2 separate regions of the Mus musculus genome follow, and region 1 is linked to region 2. The links are chromatin loops, found by intact Hi-C in ENCODE. Cell type or tissue: heart. All regions are shown on one strand. Region 1 has its middle 2.2 kb from the start of Fhdc1. Region 2 overlaps Arfip1 (ADP-ribosylation factor interacting protein 1).

What was found. A loop is a pair of places that touch in the nucleus more often than their neighbours do. Peaks named below come from ENCODE experiments on the same cell type or tissue, not always from the same donor. Only the 100,000 strongest peaks of a DNase experiment are listed, where the experiment ranks them.
Region 1: a loop joins it to region 2, with 4 times the contacts of the local background. A loop is called at or near these places in 3 of 42 quality-filtered maps.

What each region holds. Positions count from the first base shown.
Region 1 is chr3:84,480,400-84,482,899 of GRCm38, reverse strand. It overlaps a transcript of Fhdc1 not described here. Among named protein-coding and RNA genes, the nearest start is that of Fhdc1, 2.2 kb to the right of the region's middle. In heart, CTCF peaks have their summits at 1,530 (motif pointing right) and 2,340; no DNase peak of the experiment used is centred here; H3K4me3 peaks cover 941 bases; H3K27ac peaks cover 557 bases; H3K27me3 peaks cover 1,143 bases.
Region 2 is chr3:84,541,644-84,544,143 of GRCm38, reverse strand. All of the region lies in intron 2 of Arfip1 (ADP-ribosylation factor interacting protein 1), which reads left to right. Among named protein-coding and RNA genes, the nearest start is that of Gm35410, 40 kb to the left of the region's middle. In heart, a CTCF peak has its summit at 1,483 (motif pointing right); no DNase peak of the experiment used is centred here.

The DNA of each region.
Region 1 (2,500 bases), 61 kb after region 2:
AAGGAAATCAAGTCAAAATAAACAAGATCTATCCTGAGGGGCCTCACACAAAGTTATAGGGATGGAAGGCCCAGATGGCAGGAGATGACGCAGGGTGCCCCTGCTTCATCGGACTGAAGGCCACATCTATGCACACATGACCCAAAGAAGGATAGCCACCGATGTGGAAAGCCTTAGGCTTGACCTGTTTGTACAGTAAACAGTTCCCGCAGCAGTTTCTCAGTGAATTTGGTGAAGTGGAGGTAGAAGTCTAAGCTTTGGGACATAGGTATCCAGTTACACTTCCCTAAGGTGGAAATCAAAATGGAAGGTTGGTGGGTGTCTCACGCATGGTAGGCAGCAGAAGGGCAGTGCAGACCACGTCACTCTAGAGTTAGTGTGGTGACACTGGGACTTGAACTTCCCAAGCCAGCCATGAGAGAAAGGAAAGAGGGAAGAGCGATAATGTGAGGGGAAGGTGGGTTGTCTTCCAGGCATTAAATCTGGACTTGTGTCACCATGAGACGGCTGTGGATCTGAGTCGCTGGCATAACTGACAACAATTGGCTCTCATTTTTCTGGGCCCCTTCCAAGGATGGAAACCCAAGGCCATGTGTATTCATTTTTACTGCTTTTCTTTCAAAAGGGCACCCGGATTCAAGTCAGAAGCGATCCCCATGGGATTATAATGGACAATAGATCAAGGGTTGTAAGAACCTTATGACTGCACTCAGGAAAAGAAGGGTCACCGGGGAGGGCCAGAGATGCAGAGGGAAGGCCTGTGGGCCAGAGCAGAAGCTGGAGATCAAAGGCCAGAGGAGGAGGATGGGCCACAGGGCTTGACTCCTCCAAATCGGCCTTTTTCTTCTTGGAAATCTCACAGTGTTGCCAAGGCTGGCTCTGGACCTGCTCGTCTCAGCCGTCTGGGACCACAGACTGGAGCAGAAAGGGACTAGTCTTTCAGGGCATGTGTCCTACAGTGTGAGCGATGGAGGGAGGGGACCAATCTCAGACTAAAGAAGGGGACAGGGGGCTGGCTTGGTGACCCATGCAGATCTCTGTGATTGGAGGGCAGCCTGGTCTGCAGAGTGAGTTTAAGGACATCTAGGCCTAGAGGGAGAGAGACAGATCATGTTCCAAAGCACCAAAAATAATAAACAATAAAATAAAAAGGGAAAGGCCATGCTCACACTGAATACTCAATACTCTTTTACCTGAGTACCGATCAATATTCATTTGAACTAACTTGTGCTCCCAGCCTGAGACCTGCCTTGATATTTTCAGTGTTTGTGGGTTGTGAACTATATTAATGGCCAAAGAACCAAGATATAGGCTGCCACAGTTTTGGGGTCTTGAATACTGGGCTGGTTTGGACTAGTACTTCTCTTTTCCTATGCAAGACCCGCAGAAGGAGGCGAGGAATGATGCCCAGGACTTGAGGACCTGGTGGAGTGTCTGGAAGTCCTTAGACCCCAGAGCTTGGGAAAGGAAAGCTCTGGTCGGTTATCTGGGCGCACCCAGAAAAGGGTAGGATGACTTCATTCCCGCAGAGGGCGCTTCCCCACCCCGGCAGCTGAGGTGCCAGCAGCCGGTTTGTCCAGAGTAAGTTTTCTTTGACTACTCACTTCGCTCTCTGCCTGGCGTCTTCGCAAGTCACTTTGAAAAAAAAAAAAAAATTTATGCGATTAGACTGACTTCCCTGTTTCCTTCAGTGAGTGGGCGGGCTCTTTCCCAGTTCCCAGACAGAGCCCCTTCATTCAGTTCTGCTAGGCTTTTTTTTTTTTCTTCTTCTTTAATAAAGCTCAAAAGTTTGTTACCATCATTGAGACAAAAGAAAATAAAGGAGAGGAAGGGGAAGGGAGGGAAGGGGAAAGAAAGGGTGGGAAAACAAGTGGGAGAAGAGACGTGCTCCACAGGGGATCAGACCTCTACACCGCTCTGGACCTCCTGAGAAGCGCTAAGCTCCAAAGAGAAGCTGTGGAGTGGAGCGGAGGTGTGTGAATGTGTGTGTGTGATATAAAGGTGCATGCGTGCCTACGAATGTGCGTGGGGTGTTCTTGCGTGTGCGCGGGATAGGGTGTCCAGGAGACTGCCGCAGAGGTTCCTTTTGTGGAAGGCGGTGACCTGCTCAGTAGCGACCGTGGCGCCTCCCACTTCGCTCCATTAGGACACCAAGGCTCATCTTTTCCCTGCAGCAATTTCCATCGTCCTCTGTGGTTGCCCGCCCAGCCCCGAGCTGGTCTTCAGGTGCCAGGAGCAGCGTGCTGGGCGGCGGCTTTCGAGTCTCGGGAGCCCGGAGCTGGCGAGGGCGAGCTCAGTGGCGGTGCTGTTCGGGTTGAAGGGGGAGCGAGGGAAGCAGCAGAGCAGGAAAGGGCGTGCTGTCCTTTGCGGCCGGCTGGAGGAGCAGCCGGGTAGGCAGCATTGTTACCTGCAGCGGCCCCGCCCCTCCGCACCGCCCTGCCCCCTCACCGTCCCCGGCCTGCAGTCCTGCGGAGAGACGGCGGCGCCGGGACAGCGGGCG
Region 2 (2,500 bases):
TTTTCTTTCACTAAGAGCTTTTGCTATTTTATTAAACTAGGTTATTTATACATGGTTTTGGATTTGAACTCTGCTTTATTTCTTGGTATCTCCTTAAAACAACACCACGCTATCTCACTCTAATAATGAAATTGGGCAAAACTACCAATTCCAACCTGGATATCTGGCAGCACATTGCTCCAGTGTATTTCCTCAGGGTTACTTTGTACATTAAATCCTTTAATGGGTCTTCAGAGTCTTGCTTGTGAGTATCACTTATAGAAAGTGCTTTGCTTATGCAGTCAAAGCTAGTTAAGTAACTTGCTTATCTGCACATTTATTCTTCATTAGTATCAAATTCTCCTTTTGGGTATTGTCCTCCAATGTTATTTCACTTCATCTTAGAAGGCAAAGAAAGGAAAAAGATGGTTGTCTCGGAGCCCTCTCCACATTGAGCATGTAGTTTTAAAATCAGTGGCACTATTCCTGAAGATGCAGTACTATCCTCCTGAATATTCCTCCTGAATATTCCTGAAGATGCAGTACTATCCTCCGCCAGAGCGTCCGCCCTCCTCCCATGCAGAAGCCCAGCACCGTGATGCTCGCTGGAGCTCCTACCCAGTCAGGGTAGTCAGCGCGTCGGGGTCTCTTAGACATTTGATACCTTTTAGTGAAAATTAACTTTAGTTGGGTGCCTTTCTCAAGAGTGGACACAATATTTCAAACCATCTTTTGACGGTTTACAGTGTATTTATACTTAAGATCTATCAGGCCTATGCTAACCTAAATGTTAGTTGCCTTCTCATTTCGTTTTCCTAGTTAATGACGGGAAATTGTGTTTAACCCCAAATATTTTAATAAAAGTGAAATTTTAGAAAGAAAGAGTCAAATGCATTGCCTGGTGTTAGACTATAGATGTTTATAGAACAGCAAAGCAGTCTCATGGGGGCAGGATTCCTGAACAGATTTCATAGATACATGCATACTTCTTCCTTCATGGCTGTTCATTTAGAATCTTGTACTTTTTTCTTGCCTTTGCATAACAGTCACTGTCTTTGTCAGGGTTTCTATTGCTGCGAGCAAGTTGGGGAGGAAAGGCTTTATTCAGCTTACACTTCCACATTGCTGTTCATCACCAAAGGAGGTCAGGACAGGAACTCACACAGGGCAGGAACTTGGAGGCAGGAGCTGATGCAGAGGCCATGGAGGGGTGCTGCTTACTGGCTTGCTTCCCCTGGCTTGCTCATCCTGCCTTCTTGTAGAACCCAGGACCCAGGGATAGATAACACCACTCACAGTGGACTGGACCCTCTCCCCAATCCCCAATCACTAAGGGAAAATGCCTTACAGCTGGATCTCATACAGACTTTTTCTCAACTGAGGCTCCTTTCTCTATGATAACTCTAGCTTGTGTCAAGTTGACACATAAAACCAGCCAGTACAGTCACTATAAAATTATAAAGTCTCACGTGAACATGATATATTACTGGGTTGCAATGATTTGGTTGGCCAGCTGGTGTCACTGTGGCACAAGCAATGAAACTGTAACACCTGTTGAAGTTGGTATTTTGGTTTCTCAGTTTTATGAGGTCCCATTTATCAATTCTCGATCTTACAGCACAAGCCATTGCTGTTCTATTCAGGAATTTTTCCCCTGTACCCATATCTTCGAGGCTTTTCCCTACTTTCTCCTCTATAAGTTTCAGTGTCTCTGGTTTTATGTACAGATTGTGTTTTGTTCTGAGAGGCCATCCTCTGCATTCACATCTCTGTAGAGATTATAATGAACATGCTTAGACTAGAACTGCACCAGCACTGCAGTCCTTGCTCCTATATGCAACTCTAGAGATGAGCAAGGCAGGGAGCTTGCTATCACGGGCCTCCACCATCCTCAGCAAAGATGCTGTTATTTTCTAAGTAAAACAATTTTTGTTCTTTAAAGTTTAATCTTCACAGATATAAAGTTACTCTCTAGTTTTGAGCTGTATGTGATTTACAATGGATGCTATTAACAATTACTAAAGAGCAATTGGGTAAAGTGGTATAAATCTGCCAGTCCTTTGCTTATGGGCCAGAGGCCAGAGGCTCAGGGTCATTCTCAGCTACACAGTAAGTTCAAGGCTGACTGGACAACATGAGACTGTCCCCAAAACAACAGAAATAGAAAGCAAAATGAAATGTGATGGATGTTGTTGTCTCGTTTCTTAAATAGTAACTAGATGTTGGCAAGTTGTAGCTTGAGTTAAAGAGAAGCAAGCACAAGTTACACATGGTTGTGTCTTCTTGTTAGTTTAGCTGTGATTGTCAGGTTAGGGAAATTACTTCATTAGATATTGTGGAAATGGAACTTTTCCTGTGGAATGTCCAGAACAAAAGTACATAGATTAGGTGTTTCCCAGCTCTGAACTCCTTAGAAATTGCATACATATAGCAAACTATCAAAACTTCCTATTAACTTTAGGGAGTTATAATCCAGGATCATTAGGACTTAATTACAAAGCACTGTTTGAGTAGGAACATG